Linked DNA regions of Homo sapiens: region 2 is linked to region 1. A link is a loop called in an ENCODE intact Hi-C map of the cell type or tissue named here. Cell type or tissue: PC-3. All regions are shown on one strand. Each heading gives the region's core, and the rest is flanking DNA. Links, peaks and the distances in the headings are about the cores only. Region 1 overlaps SDK1 (sidekick cell adhesion molecule 1). Region 2 overlaps SDK1 (sidekick cell adhesion molecule 1).

The links. Hi-C counts contacts between places; a loop is a spot of excess contacts. Peaks named below come from ENCODE experiments on the same cell type or tissue, not always from the same donor. Only the 100,000 strongest peaks of a DNase experiment are listed, where the experiment ranks them.
Region 2: a loop joins it to region 1, with 6 times the contacts of the local background. A loop is called at or near these places in 2 of 110 quality-filtered maps.

What each region holds. Positions count from the first base shown.
Region 1 is chr7:3,757,661-3,766,001 of GRCh38, forward strand. All of the region lies in intron 4 of SDK1 (sidekick cell adhesion molecule 1), which reads left to right. Among named protein-coding and RNA genes, the nearest start is that of SDK1-AS1, 410 kb to the left of the region's middle. In PC-3, for the core only: a CTCF peak has its summit at 4,567; a DNase peak (open chromatin) is centred at 4,271; H3K4me3 peaks cover 937 bases; H3K27ac peaks cover 1,947 bases.
Region 2 is chr7:3,706,258-3,714,598 of GRCh38, forward strand. The region is part of intron 4 of SDK1 (sidekick cell adhesion molecule 1); the gene reads left to right. Among named protein-coding and RNA genes, the nearest start is that of SDK1-AS1, 360 kb to the left of the region's middle. RefSeq lists enhancers at 6,280-6,781, 6,782-7,281. In PC-3, for the core only: no CTCF peak of the experiment used is centred there; no DNase peak of the experiment used is centred there.

The DNA of each region.
Region 1 (8,341 bases), core at 170-8,169:
GCAAGGTGCCCCGTCCTCCCAGTACCTCTGTGTGTCCAACACCCCGGAGGCTCTTCCAACCCCATTGCTGGAGGGTTTTCATGGAAGGTTCATTATAGAAGCATGACTGATTAAATCGTTGGTCCTAGGTGATTGAACTCAACCTTCAGGCCCCCTCCCCTCCCAGGAGACTGGGGAGTGGGGCTGAAAGTTCCAAGTTTCTAATCAAGGCTTGGTCTTTCTGGTGACCAGCACCCATCCTGAAGCTATCTAGGGGCCTGCCAAGAGTTGCCTTGTTAGAACAAAAGACTCCTATAACCCTTATCACTCATGAAATTCCATACGTTTTAGTAGCTCTGTGCCAGGAACTGGGCACAAAGACCAAACGTATCTTTCTCATTATACCACAGTTCCTTAGAAGCAAGTTGTCAAGTCCAGCCCACAGTCAAGCAGAGGGCAGTTAAGTTCCACTCTGCAGGGAAGAGTATCAAAGAATTCGTGGGCATATGTTAAAACCGCCACTGTACTTAATAAATATTCTGAGGGATATACTTTGAGGCAATGCAAATATCTGTTTTTCCTAAACTTTCAGCCACCCATTTTAGCATTCGGCAGTGGCTCTTGCTTACAGCATTTCTATCGTAATGTTCTAACGGTGATTTTTCTCATTTCCCTCATTCTTCCTACATTTGTTTTTTGGAATTTTTCTGTAAAGGAAATCTGTCCCATCTCCCATTTATATATTCAATCATTTATTTATATCATTTTGGATATATGAATATTTATGTTATTCTCTGGGTTATAATCTTCTATTTAGGTTGGTGCAAAAATAATGGTAGTTTTTGTCATTAACACTAATGCGAAACTGTAATTATTTTTGTACCAACCTAATAGATTTAATTTGTAGGTCAAATGGCTCCTACTGTGGCCTTGAGAGCTTTCTCCAGTTGGCCACTGTGTTTGTTTGACGTGCTCTTATCTTTTTCTTTTCTTGGCACTTACTCTGCACTGTGAGATCCTCCAGCCTTGTTCTGTGTGTCACCTGCACCCGCCCAGAGTCAGCCATTTCTTTAAGAACCCTGGTGCCTTTTATGGGGAAATAGGATTAGAAACCAAGACTGAAGCATGGAGTGTGCTTGTAGCCCCTGTGCTGTCACATCCTCTAGGCCTCTCAGTGGACCCAGCTAGGAAACAGGTATATGTATTCCAACCCATGTATACACACAAGTCTCTGTTCCTGTCTGTATCCATCTGTATCTATTTAAAAATAACCGTGAGTTTCTACAAGTATTTCTGAGTCTAATCCAGTACCATGGGGTTCATTCTGTTTTCCTCCCTTGGTTACTTGTAATTTATTTCTCTGACAGGGAGAAACCTGACTCGCATTATCCACAGTTTATTTAGGTGTTCAATGGTAGCATTTGTGTAAACTACCCTTAGGATTGCTGACGTGTATCCTGCGAGAAACAAATTTACCAACCAAAATACAGGCTTTACCTATGGCTCATTTTTCCTTTATCCTGCAATAATCAGTCAAATCACTGTTTCCCAAGGGGTTTGGATCATAATTCTGAAAGAAATGCTGTAAAATGCTGTACTTTCTGAAGTCTAAATCCCAAAAGATCAATCTCTAAATAGAAAGTGGGAATGTTTAATAGGGAATGCTCATGTTGGTGGCTATTGAATCATAGAAACATTTTTAAAAGAGCAGTGCTATATAGAAAATAAATGTGTATGTATTTTCTGAGGAGAGCCATGTCCTATAAGAAAAAAAGTAGCTGTGCATCCTGATGCATGACTTTAAAGTATTAGTTAATGATGGTGAAAGCCAGCGACTGTGGACTGTCTCCCTGCAGTTACCCATAATCTGTCCTTGAAATACGCTTTTATCATATGTTGAATTTTCTTTTTAGTTTTCTCTGTTTTTTCTTTTTAAATTTTTTTCATTATTATTATTATTATTATTATTATTATTTGGAGGCGGAATTTTGCTCTTGTCGCCCAGGCTGGAGTGCAGCCTTAGCTCATTGCAACCTCCACCTCCCGGGTTCAGGCGATTCTTCTGCCTCAGCCTCCTGAGTAGCTGGGACTACAGGGGCATGCCACCATGCCTGGCTAATTTTTTGTATTTTTAGCAGAGACGGGGTTTCACCATGTTGGCCAGGCTGGTCTCGAACTCCTGACCTCAGGTGATCCACCCACCTGGGCCTCCCAAAGTGCTGGGATTACAGGTGTGAGCCACTGTGCCCAGGCTTTTCCCCATTATTTTAAGTTGTCCGCATTCTTTTGTTTTACAATTTGCTGTGCTATATATTTCCTTTTCCCATCATTTCCAATACTGGGGGTATAAATTTTGTAGAGACCTTGAGAGGGCTCTGATTTGTTTTATGTATTTTTTTTTCAAATTTGACTGCACAAAAGAGCATTATCATAACGTTGACTGTTTACGCATTGTGCATGTTTGTAAAAACATGGAAAATTCCTCCATAAATAAAGAGATGTCTTTTTTGCATATCTGCATTTGTGAAAGATAAAATTTCTCGAGGTCTCGGCCATTTGGGTGGCTGCATATACAGTGATGATCCAGTGCAGTTTTTGATCAATTTCAACAGAAGACTCAGGTTGTCCGTCATGGTATTTCAGATGACCACAGTTACAAAGCTGGGTGCACACAATTACCAACCACAGCAATGTGCATGCATACATTCCCCTTGTTGACCTGTTACCTGTTTCTTTCTGAATACAGTTTGCTCATAGCTCTTATTCTTGTGTGACTGTCATTAGTATACCTGAATGTTTATCCTTGCAAAAAATGTATGTTATTATTGTTCATTTTATTGCACAAAGTGACCTATGAAGTGTTCGGTCACGTTTTTATGTTTGCCAAATAAATCTCTTTTTGTACATGTAAATAAATGTCTTTTAAGGAATTAAAACATTTTCCTCAGAATAATAGTTTTGGAATAATTTTGATCTTTCAGGATTGTGATTTGGGGGACTTTTAGACTTCAGGGATTTTGATCTTTTGGGATTTCTGCATTTGGATGTGGTGTTTGGGATTGTGTCTTTTGGGATGATAACCGGCTCCTGGCAACCACTGATCTGTTTCTGACTTTTCCGTTTTTGCCTTTCTCAGTAGGCAATATCATTAGGATCATACGGCACGTAGCCATCTGGGTGTTTAACTTAGCAGAAAGCATTTAAGATCTATTTATGCTGTTGTGTGAATCAACAGTTCATTCCTTTTAACGCTGAGTAGTGAAGTATTTCATTGTCTGGAATGTATCACAATTTGTTGAACTCTTCATCTGTTGAAGAATGTTTTGGTTGTTGGGATGGTTATGAATTAAGCTGCTATGAGCATTTGCCTACATGTAATTTTTTGGGAACTTACATTTTCAATTCACTTGAGTTAGATACGTAGGAGTGGGTCAGATAAGTATGTGTGTAATTTTTATGTAAAGATTTGTAAATATTTTGTGAATCTGTAACAGAATGAGTAGCACTTTTTCCAGGTGAGCGTGTGGATTGCCAAGTTGCATAGAGCTTTTTAAGTTGACTGATTTTTTTCTAATTTCATTGAAAAATCCAGTAGTTTTTTTTTTATCAAGCCCCCCCTCCTTTTTTTTTTTTTTTTTTTTGCTCTTGCTGATGATCTATTTAGTTATTAGGTGGCAACTCATGTCAACAAGTGAATTCACATGCCATTTCATCTTTTCTTGCCTTAACACGGTGAAACCCCATCTCTACTAAAAATACAAAAACTTAGCCAGGCGTGGTGGTGGGCACCTGTAGTCCCAGTTACTCGGAAGGCTGAGGCAGGAGAATGGCCTGAACCCGGGAGGCGGAGCTTGCAGTGAGCCGAGATCATGCCACTGCACTCCAGCCTGGGCGACAGAGTGAGACTCCATCTCAAAAAAAAAAAAAATAATAATAATAGGCCTAATCATTGTACAAGGATGAAGGTAGGGAAAAAAAGAAATAGGAAGAAGCAAAGGCAGAAAACATCTAGGATGCTGGAGCGCAGAGAACACAGGAATGACTCAGGAGTTTTGATACAAGTTTGATTAGAGAAAATATGCAAGTACTGCAGTGACTAAGTAGCAGATTATAGTTATGAAATCATGCAGGACAGGAACGCTGAGGTTAAATACAAACTGACAACAAAAATCATAAGAATAATATGTAAAAGCAAGTATGAAGCCTTTGTATTTGCTTGCGACTTGCAGTTTGAATAGCAAAATGATCTTTCACATCAGGCTCAGTGTGTTAAATCCAGCCTTAGGCAAGAATAAGCAAATATTGTTTCCATATGACAAGCCTTTAGCTGCTAGTGAAATGCTTTCTTTGTAGTGAACTGTAGGCACAAACTATCAGCAGATGACTGTGTATCTGAGCATATCTTTAACCACAGTTAGCTACAAATTATTTATAGAGGTTAAATAAATGTTTACACTGAATGATTCAGGAATGAGCACATAACAGCGGTTTGGGGGATTATATTTCTGCTATTGAAATCTAAATACTCCTACAACAATCCTTTCAGCTTAGATCCGTGGTTTCTAGTTGAGGAAGCAGTACCTCCTATGGGACATTCTGGGTCTCCTATGGGACGTACTGGGTGTTCTGTGGGCATTTTTGGTGGTCCTGATGATGGCATTTGTGGAGAGGACAGAAAACAGACTGCACCTGCTGCAGCGCTTGGATAGTCCTGCAGGATGAAGGGCGGCTCTGCGCCCTCATAGATCTCCTGCACGACCCTCTAGATGTTTACGTAGGTAAAAGCAAAAAACAACAACAAAAAACTAGTACTTCATTTTTCTTAAACATGCATGGTATTTTTGTGGTATTTTTAACTTTCACCGATACTTGCTGCAAATGCAATTACTGAGTAAATTGAGGGAAAATTGTGCTTTGGTTGGTTGGGTACTTTTAGCGATAGCCATTCTCCATTTCAGCAATGCCCTTGTGGTGTTTGAGCGGCCAGTGCAACACCTGTGAATCAGTCTTCATTTGTAGCTGTGGCATGCAAATATTTAACAGAGGGGATGTAACATTCACTGTAATAGACTTAAAACCAAATATGTTTTAATTAGATGAAGACCATGAAGTGTGAAGAGACCACTGACTTTTACTAATAGTTTTTAAAAAATCACTGTCATTTATGTAGTTTTTGTTTCCGTAGTATGACAGTATGAATATGTTATAAAATCACACATTTAAATGATTGATTTTTGAGGTTGCCTACAGGTTTTTAGTCTTATGCTGATGTGTGCACAAGTCTACAACATAACTGTGTTCTAGCCTCCTGGTTCTTTCCCTCTTAAGCATCAGAGACTGGATCTTTTGCTTGGCACGTGATAGGAATTCAAGATAGGAGAGTAATTTTCTGGGATCCTTTTTCAGTACCCTATCCTGTGTCAACATAGGACATTATTTTGACACTTCACTTAAAAATAAGCCTCCTTATTCCTGAGAAAGCCATAAATTTCTTTTTCTTTAATAATGAGTAATTTGTCTTGGATAAACTGTCTTTAATAAATTTTTTTGTCTTGTCATTTACAAATAAGCATAGTCTTATTTTTTCTAATCTTAGTACTTTTGATTGTTTAATATTTCAGTTTTTAAAATCAAGGCATAACTTACATGTAGCAAAATACAGAAGTCTTAAGCATACAACTCGATCATTTTTTTCAACATTTTATTATAAACATTTTCATACGTACAGAAAAGCCAAAAGAATTGTAAAGTGAACATCCATATACTCACCACCTAGATTCTGCAACGAACATTTTGCTATATTTACTTCATCGCATCTATACATCTTCATGTCCCTCCATTCTTCCACCAGTCCATCTTATTTGATACATTTCAAAGCTGCAGGCATCAGTACACGTTGCCCCTAAACACTTCACCATGCATATCATTAGAGTTTCATGTGTTTACTTGTTAAGCTAAAATTTGCACACAATAAAATGGATAAATATTAAACATAAAATATTGAACATAAAACACATATTTTTATTATTCCTTTCACATGAGATTCATAGATGCCAGAATAACAGTTACCTTTTTAGGGGTGGTGGTAAGAATGCAAATATTTTATATCTCTATCTAGGTGGTGTTTTCATGAGTGTATAGTTTAAAATTCATTCATGACATATTCATACATTAGAATAGTATTTACTGATAATAAGCAACAAACTAACATATAAATGCTCCTCACATGATTTTACGAATGTATGCATCCGTGTCCTATAAGTCCATTAAGGTATGAAATATCACTGCCACTGTTACCTCAGACAGTTCTCTCATGCCCCTTCCCAGTCAAACCTAACCCTAACCCAAAAGGAAACCACAATTTTGAAAATTTTTGCCATAGAAAATACAGCCTTGGTATGGGGATTTGTGGATGGTCTGGAAACCCTTCAGGGGACCCTGGGGGTCAAAGCTATGAGTAGTATTGTTATAATACTCGTATTTTTATAATTCTACTTTGGCATTTTCCCTTTTCTATCTCATTCTGTTGTGAATGGGGATTTTCAGATGCTACAGTAATTTCTTGCATTGTAATATTTTTGCTCCTAGGTTCTGTATTTAAGGGAGATTGATGAGCTGAGGAAAGAATGAATGCTTTAAAACTTGATCTAAGGCGGTATTCTCCATCCTACTGGACAAAATACCCCCCTTTTTTACAACAAATATTTAATCATGGCCCTATTATTCTCCTGCGATGCAATTCATAGATTAAAATAACCATCCTAGGCCGGGCACAGTGACTCATGCCTGTAATCCCAACACTTTGGGAGGCCGAGGCGGGTGGATCACCTGAGCTCAGGAGTTCGAGACCAGCCTGACCAACATGGTGAAATCCCGCCTCTACTAATAATACAAAAATTAGCTGGGCATGGTGGCCCTTGTAATCCCAGCTAATTGGGAGGCTGAGGCAAGAGAATTGCTGGAATCCGAGAAGCAGAGGTTGCAGCGAGCAGGGATTGCGCCACCGCACTCTAGCCTGGGCGACAGAGTGAGACTCTGTCTCAAAAAATAAAAAAATCTAAAAAAAAATAATCATCCTAAACATACAATTTAAAAAAAATCAATATAATATTCTAGCTTTGATATAAAGGAGACATAAAAGTAATTCATAATGAATATGTATTTTAATATGTAAATTGAATTCAGAAACAGATAGGAAAATCCAGCTGTCTTTTATTAAGCTAAACATTAAAGGCATTTTTAAAAATAAAAAGTGCCATACTTTTACTTTGTTTTGGAAAGTATTATTTTTCATAAAACATGTTATATAGTCTAATATGTAAGGTTTATTGTCATTTTTAATGAATTATGAATCTCAAGTATCTCAGTATAAAATGTAATATGGTAAGTGTACATATATAACAACATAAAACAAAACTTTTTGGTTTTCTTTTAATAATTATAGTTTTTAAACTGTATAAGGATACTGAGAGCAAAAAATTTGAGAATCACTGGTTTAGCTTGTACTAGAACAATATAAGTGAATTATATAGTGTGTGGCTTTAAAAAAAAATCTAGTGCTTATTTTACTCAGGATAATGTTTCTGAGATGCATCCATATATTAGTAGTTTGTTCCTTATTATCAATAAACAGTATTCCATTGTATGAATATACCACCAATGAATTTTAAAATATATGCCCATGAAAATACCATCCAGATAGGGAAATACAGTATTTGCATCCTTACCACCTTGCCCCTAAAGGTGACTGTTATTCTCCATCTAAGAATCTCACATGCAAGGAAACAGAGTTTGTTCTTTTATGTCTGACTTCCTTGGCTCAACGTTATGCTTGTAAGATTCACCTGCGCTGTGGTGAATGGTTTGTTTTCTTTCCTTTTAACGCTAGTTCTCGTTGTAGTGTCCACCTGTATCTGTGCTCTTTTGTTCTCCTGTATTTTCACATGGAATAGCTTTTAATCTTCTACTATTTCTACATCCAGACATACTCATTATACGAAGGTGGAAGTATCTAACAACTTCATTATGCTTTCAGTGTAGTCAGCCATCAGAATTTACATATTGAAATGCAAAGTCATTATGAATTGCCTTCTTTGGTTTCTCCTTTACATCACTGTTAGGGCATTATATTGATTTTTTTTAAAAATTCTATGTAAAAGGCTGGCTGTTTTATCTGGATTCTATTTCAGGGGATTAAAGGAGGCATTATTAAATATTAGCTGTTAAAAAGCAAGGGAATATTGAGTCCAGCAGGATTCAGACTACCTCCTTAGATCATGTTTTAGAGTATTTATTCCCTTCTGATGTCACCATCCTCCATGAGATACAGAACCTAGGAGCAATAACATTGTAATACAAAGAA
Region 2 (8,341 bases), core at 74-8,073, 51 kb before region 1:
GTACCAGGGTGATACTGGCTTCACAGATGAGTTAGGGAGGATTCCCTCTTTCTCAGTCTTTTGGAATAGTTTCAGTAGGATTGGCACCAATTCTTTGAATGTCTAGTAGAATTCAGCTGTAAATCCATCTGGTCCTGGGCTTTTTTGTTGGCATTTTTCTTTTTTATGGAGTCTTGCTCTGTCACCCAGGCTGGAGTGCAGTGGCACGATCTCAGCTCACTACAAGCTCCGCCTCCTGGGTTCACACCATTCTCCTGCCTCGGCCTCCCAAATAGCTGGGACTACAGGTGCCCGCCACCACACCCGGCTAATTTTTTTGTATTTTTAGTAGAGATGGGGTTTCACCATGTTAGCCAGGATGGTTGCGATCTCCTGACCTCGTGATCCACCCACTTTGGCCTCCCAAAGTGCTGGGATTATAGGCGTGAGCCACTGTGCTCGGCCAGCAACTTTTTTTTAAATTACTCATTCAGTCTCACTGCTTGTTACTGGTCTGTTTAGAGTTTCTGTTTCTTCTTGATTTAATCAAGGAGGGTTATATGTTTCCAGGAATTTATTCATTTCCTCCAGATTTTCTAATTTGTGTGCACAAAGGTGTTCATAGTAGTATCAAATGATCTTTTGTATTTCTGTGCTGTCAGTTGTAATGTCTCTAGTTTTATTACTAATTGAGTTTATTTGAATCTTTTCTTCTCTTGGTTAGTCTAGCTAATGGTCTATCAACTTTGTCTTTTCAAAGAACAAGATTTTTGTTTCATTGATATTTTGTTTTTGTTTTTTGTTTCAATTTTATTTCATTTTGCTCTGGATCTTTGTTATTTATTTTCTTCTGCTAGCTTTGGGTTTAGTTTGTTCTTGTTTCTCTAGTTCCTTGAGATATGACATTAGATTGTCAATTTATGATCTTTCAGAATTTTTTGTGGAGGCACTTTATGCTATAAACTTTTCTCTTAGCATTGCTTTTGCTGTATCCAAGAAGTTTTGATAACTTGTGTCACTGTTATTTATTTCAAAGAATTTTTAAATTTCCATCTTGATTTCATTGTCAATTCAAAAATCATTCCAGGAGCAGGTTGTTTAATTTACATGTGTTTGTAGTTTTCAAGGTTCCTTTTGTAGTTCATTTCTCATTTTATTCTATTCTGATCAGAGAAAATACTTGAAGTGATTTTGATTTTTAAAACATTTATCGAGACTTGTTTTGTAATCCATTATACGGTCTATCTTGGAGACTGTTCCATATGCTGATGAGAAGAATGTGTATCTGCAGTTCTTGGGTAGAATGTTCTGTAAATATCTGTTAGGTCCATTTGTTCTACAGGAGTTTAAGTCCATTGTTTGTTCGTTGACTTTCTCTCTTGATTGTCTGTCTGGTGCTGTCAGTGGGGAGCTGAAGGCCCCCCCTATTATCGTGTTTCTGTTTATCTCATCTCTTAGGTCTAATAGTAAATGTTTCATGAATCTGTGAGCTCTAGTGTTAAATGCATAGAAACTTAGGATTGTAATTCTTCTTGTTGGATTCATCCTCTTATCATTACATAATGACCTTTTGTGTCTCTTTTTTTCTTTACTGTTGTTGCTTTAAAGTCTGTTTTATGTGATATAAGAATAGCTACTTCTGCTCACTTTTGATTTCTATTTGCATGGAATATCTTTTTCCATCCCCTTACCTTGAGTTTTTATGAATCCTCATGTATTAGTCTCATTGCTATAAAGAAATACCTGAGACTGAGTAATTTATTTTTTTTTAAAAAGAGGTTTAGATAGCTCATGGTACTGTAGGTTGTACAGGAAGCGTGATGCTGCTCAGCTTCTGGGGAGGCCTCAGGAAACTTACAGTCATGGCAGAAGGCAAAGAGGAGCAGGCACATCTTACATGACAGGAACAGGAGCAAGAGAGAATGAGAGGGGAGATGCCACACACTTTAAAATGACCAGATCTCACGAGAACTCACTCACTATCACAAGGACAGTACCAGGAGGGGTGGCACTAAACCATTCATGAGAAACCCACCTCCAAGGTCCAGTTACCTCCCACCAGGCCCTCCATACCTCCAAGGTCCAGTTACCTCCCACCAGGCCCTCCATACCTCCAAGGTCCAGTTACCTCCCACCAGGCCCTCCATACCTCCAAGGTCCAGTTACCTCCCACCAGGCCCTCCATACCTCCAAGGTCCAGTTACCTCCCACCAGGCCCTCCATACCTCCAAGGTCCAGTTACCTCCCACCAGGCCCTCCATACCTCCAAGGTCCAGTTACCTCCCACCAGGCCCTCCATACCTCCAAGGTCCAGTTACCTCCCACCAGGCCCTCCATACCTCCAAGGTCCAGTTACCTCCCACCAGGCCCTCCATACCTCCAAGGTCCAGTTACCTCCCACCAGGCCCTCCATACCTCCAAGGTCCAGTTACCTCCCACCAGGCCCTCCATACCTCCAAGGTCCAGTTACCTCCCACCAGGCCCTCCATTCAACATTGGAAATTACAGTTTGAAACGAGATTTGGGCAGGGGCACATATCCAAACTCTATTACCTTACATGTCAAGTGAGTCTCTTGAAGACATCAGATATTTGGTTTGTATTTTCTATCTATTCTGCCCATGTGTATCTTTTAAGTGGAGCATTTAGGCCATTTACATTCAGTGTTAATATTTAAGTGAAGCACTTAGGCCATTTACATTTAATGTTAATACTGCATTCATGATACTCTTCCAGCCATCATGTTAATTGTTGCCTAGATACTTTATTTTATTTATTGCATTATTGTTTTATAGGCCCTGTGGCTATTATGCTTTCAAGAAGTTCTATTATGGTGCATAACAACCTTTTGTTTCAGAATTCAGAACTCCTTTTAGCATTTCTTGTAGGGCTGGCCTGGTAGTGACAAATTCTCTCAGCATTTATTTGTCTGAAAATTACTTTATTTCTCCTTCAATTATGAAACTTAGTTCTGCTGGATACAAAATTCTTGGCTGACAGTTATTCTGTTTAAGGAGCCTCAAGATAGGACCCCACATCCTTTGGGCTTGTAAGGTTTCTCCTGAGAAGTCTGCTGATAGAAGTCAGGAATGGTTTCCCTCCATCCATGCTGGAGACTGGGCATGCATGCAAGGCCCTTCCTTCTGCTGCTCCTACTTAATATTCCCCACCCCTCCCTGTATCAGGTTCAGCACTAGGTAGGGTTAAGGCTTTCTCTGTGGACTGGATTGCCAGGTTCCCTGGAGGCAGTCCGTCCCACTGTCATACTCACAGTTCTTCACCTGGCTCATGGTGTAGGCTGCAGCCTGCTGCTTCTTTCAAAGGGTCTGTGGTTTCTTTCCATTTTTCTGTTAAATTCCTTCATTGTTTCTTGGAAGAAAGTTAATGGTGTGTCTCTGCAGACTATTTTTTCTTTCCAAGGGGGAGACGCATGCTAACACTGCCTCCAATCCACCATATTGAAAAAAAGAAGTTTTCCTATTTTTAAAGTAAAATCCTTTTCTTGAAATTGGGCTTTTGAAACATTTGCCTAGGTACTTTGCAAGATGAACCAAACTTCTAATATCAAAGGGAACTTGGCCCACCAAAGGGTAGAAGCTGTAGGCTCTCTCCTCCTGCTGTTTGTCATCAAGGCCCACACAGGGGTCCTGGCCCCAGCTGCAAGATGGGCTTTGTGTGAGCTCACAGGAGCAAAGCACGTGCCAGGTGCCCCGAGACTTAAATGTTCTCTCTGCTTTTATATCTTTTCATCATTTCATAGTTTCTGAAATTATTTGACATATTACTTGACTATAAAGGAAAAAAAATCAGAGATTTTATTAAAACTCTGTAAACATTCCTAATTAAACCTCACATGTTGTTCACAAACCTTTTATGTTTTAAGCTGCTTCAGGACAGAGAATTGATTCTCCTCTCATTTTTCACTGACAGATCTGGTGGTACTTAGAGCCAGTAACATGCAGCAGTTAATTATGCTGCTGTCCCACATGTGTACATTTTGTTTTCTTGCCTGTATTTGTTATAAAGAGGGTTCATGTTACATTCCTCTGCACCCTCCAGAATGATTAGGTGGGCGTGAGATCCTCACATACTGAACACACACTTAGTAACTTTCTTGTTGACTGGTTATTCTGTTGTTTCATGTTATTTTAATGAGACTGGGAAAAAAGCCATTGCTCAAATCTGGTTATTCTTTATTAAAGTTCTCATATTGGAATTATTAAGGACTAATGTCATTAGGGACATTTCTACTTTTGATATAGAAACAAGCTGCTTAGGGAAAAATCTCCTGTTTTCATGCTTGACAGTGTAGTTTCTCGTAGTTAAAACAAGTCTTTATGTACTGTTTTATCTCCTGTGCTAAAACAGAACGGTGAAATCTAAGGCAAACATTGTGTGTGTGCTTCGACACTCTCGTAAATTACTCTTGCCATTAATTTAACCACAGTTGTGTTATCACTTGACCTAAAGGGGCTCCTGGATGATTGGGAAACCAGCAGAGAGGCTAATGGGCCAACAATCTTGGCAGCCAACCTCCGTGTATGTCTTGGAAAATTCCTTCAGGATGTTTGCTTTGGCATTTGATTGTTCCTATCTTCAGATTACCTTATTTTATAGTATATTGAATGTTGCATCATTAACAAATACCTGGTTGATATCTTTATTACTGTGGCTTCAGGCAGTAATACAAAGATTTTTCTCTAAAATACAAAGTGTATTTGAAAGCTTTTCTTTACATGTATATCAGTTTCAAACTTTACAATTAAATTTTATTCCCAGGAAACTCTCAGGATGTTCTTTTGTGTATTCATAAGGTATAATTTGATGGCAACTTATATTATTTTTCAGAAAGGAAAATAGTTTCGTATCCAAAAGTTTGAATTGTCTTATTTAAGAAAGTTGACACACTTTAATCACAGGAAACAGTATGATTTGACTTTTCTAAACCACATAAAAGTATTTCTAAATATTTTTGCAGATCTCTTCTTCTCTTTAAAGTGAGAATAATCTTCTTTAATTTTGGAGACTGTGCTAACCATTATCTTTGCTATTAAGGATTAGTTTTGTAACTAAATATGTGTTGAGTCCTGGGCTCACACTTCAGGGATACATCAGGAGACAAGTAAGGCCTCTGACCTCGTAAAATTTACCTGGGAGAGACAGGTAGTTCCAAGTAAACAAATGAATAAACAAGATGATGATAGATGGCTGTGAATTCTATGAAGGAAACAATGACTCAGGTCATGGAGGTGATAGTTTGCTTTGGTGGGTGATCGGGAAGGCTGCTCTAGGGAGGTGACATTTGCATAGCTTCCTAAGTATAAGAAGGAGCCAGAGATGCTGCTGGTACCAGGGCTCAGAGCATTTCAGGCCATGGAGTTGACATGTTCAAAGAGCCCAAAGCAGAAAAGCTGTTTGGTCAAGAAACAGGAAGAAAATGACTGTGGCTGTAGTATCATAAGCCAGGCAAAGGGTCAAGGCAGGGTGGGAGAGTTAGGCAGGAACCAGATCCTGCAGGCCCTGGAGGCCATTGAGGTTCTTCCCATTCTGAGTACAGTGGGGAGCTTCTGTATGCCTGGAAGCTGGGGGCGTTGTGATCTTTTGATTTGACTCCTGGGAGACCAGGGAGGAGCCCTGCCATGGTAGACTTCCAGGGGAAACATCTCTGTGGCTGTTTTCCTGTGCGGGCAAGTTACTTTGTCTAAAGCCCAGTTTCCACATTAGTGAACAAGATTAATGATGGCATCTACACAGTAGGGTTGGTGTGACAGTTCCATAAGAACATGCATGTGAAACGGTTAATCCAGTGCTTGGAGAAAAGCAAATGCTCTACAGCAGAGGTCCGCAACCCTTGGGTAGGAACCAGGCCAGTCCATGGCCTGTTAGGAACCAGGCTGCACAGCAGGAGGCGCAGGGTGGGCAAGTGAGCGAAGTCTCATCTGTATTTACAGCCATTCCCCATCACTTGCATTCCTGCCTGAGCCCCACCTCCTGTCAGATCAGTGGCAGCATATGATTCTCATAGGACCGTGAACCTTATTGTGAACTGTGCGTGTGAGGGTCCTAGGTTGCACGCTACTTATGAGAATCTAATGCCTGATGATCTGTCACTGTCTCCCATCACCCCCAGATGGGACTGTCTAGTTGTAAGAAAACAAGTTCAGAGCTTCCACTGATTCTGCGTTATGGTGAGTTGTATAACGATTTCATTATGTATTACAGTGTAATAATAATAGAATTAAAGTACACAATAAATGTAATGCACTTGAATCATTCCAAAACCATCCCCCAACCCTCTGGTCTGTGGATAAATTGTTTTTCATGAAACTGGTCCCTGGTGCCAAGAAGGTTGGGGACTGCTGCTCTACAGCATTATAACGATATTGTCATGTTGTTTTAAAGATGGATAGGACATTTCACTGCCTTCCTGAAGCGCATGGCAGTGGGCATATGAACAGACATTTACTGGGCAGTAGTTACCTTGTTAGAGAAATGGGTACAAGAGTATACCTGTTCACCTAGGAAAGAAGTTCATTCTGAGGAAAGGGTCAGAAAAGTCTTCCTAAAGGAGCAGAGTCTAAATGTGGCTAAATAAACAAGGAATGGCCCTGCGACTTGGCCCAGGTGCCCCCACAATATAGACCCCTTGGACCTTCAGTGGTGCCATTGGATTCTCTCCTTTGGTTAGTGCACTGTTCCCTGAAAGCTTCTGTGAGCTGCAAACCCATATGCCTGACACCCAGGAATGCTGATTGCTGTTGGCCACAAGCTTGTCTTAAGGGGATGGGCACCAAGGCGTGCCCATGTGGCTGGGGCATGGCAGGGTGCCAGGAGGCAGGTGCTGCGTCCCTGGAGAAGCAGATCTTGCACAGCGGGGAGCAGGCTGAAGGCACCAGGAACCCTCTGCCAGCACACCCCTGAGATAAGCACTTCCTTCAAAGCTGAGTCCGGCTGCTCAGCGAATTGATGGATGATGAAGACATTGTCTTCCTTTGTTAGGATAAGAAGGATAATGATCTTTCTCCTTCCAAGTCGTCTGGGAGCTCAGGCTCTGTGTTGTGATAAAGTACAATTGGGGTTGTTTGTCTTTCCATGCTTACAGAAATCCTATTCCTCAAGAAAAGAAAGAAAGAGCCTACAAAGAACTTAAAACTAAGTAAGGACTTCAAAAAAGAAAGGTGGAGAGAGGGGAAAAGATGACTGCTACACATTTTCCCTTTGCTTCCCACGGGAATGGCTTCATTCTTGCCTTGAGTGTCTTAGATATGTCTCTCCCCCACCCGCAGCACTGGCTTTTCTGTCTTTTACCATTGAATTAGGCCTGGTCTAGACTTCAGTATTTATACCTGAGAGTACAGAAAAGAGGCTTTTCAAGAATACGTCAGTTCTGTTAGAATAAGATCCCATCCGTCATCAGATACCTTTCTACAGCTTTCTGTCACAGTATTTGATCACTGATCATAGAACCTGGACTAGAGATTTCATGTGGAGAATGTACTCCCTTCAAAAGGAAAACCATTCAACAATTTAATATTTAATTGATTAAATACATGTGATTTGCTAATGTTAAGGTATTATAGTCACAGCCCCTCACTTGTTGACAAGTCCTATATCAAGTAATCATAGTGATTAAAAACAAAACCGAGAGTCAGGAATCAGCAAATCAGGCTTTCCACTGCCAAAATGAACATTATATTAATTCATGACTTTATTTAAAAGAGAGAGCACCTCAGACCCTAATTCAAAGACTGTTTCATCTCAGCCCACAAACATCGAAATATCAGATGAGAAACATTTTGAGAGGCAGGTGTGCAGACGGCAGCAAGTCGTGAGCCGGCTGCCTGACAGCAAAGGAGGAAGCGTTTAAAGTATGGAGCCAGGAATTCAAAACAACAACACGTTGACGCCATGGTGCACATCCAGGGCAACAGAAAGAGCTCTGGACTTAGACTCAGAGGGACGGGAAAAACTCAGAGGCTGCAGATAGACCAGGAGGTAGAGGCCTTGATCACTCCTTGTGTAGCCAGACCCGTTGCTTAAAATCTCTGAACTTCCTTATTGTAAAATATGAAGGAAAATCATTACTATTCTTAGAATTAAATATTTGTGAAAGGAGCTTTAGAATGATAGAAGTACCATAGGGATGTTATTATCTTTTTTACTCTCTTTTCAACCTGTCAATTACCTGTTTAAATATGAACTAGTTATTCGCCCTTCCAGAGTCTCAGTTTCCTCTTAAATTAAGAATAATAAGTTTATCCCATTTGCTCATTTCACATCAGTCCTTTAAGTGCTTTGCATTTTGTTACATCTTATGTAAGTGGTGATATTAGCATTACTACATTGTAACACAGTACACAACA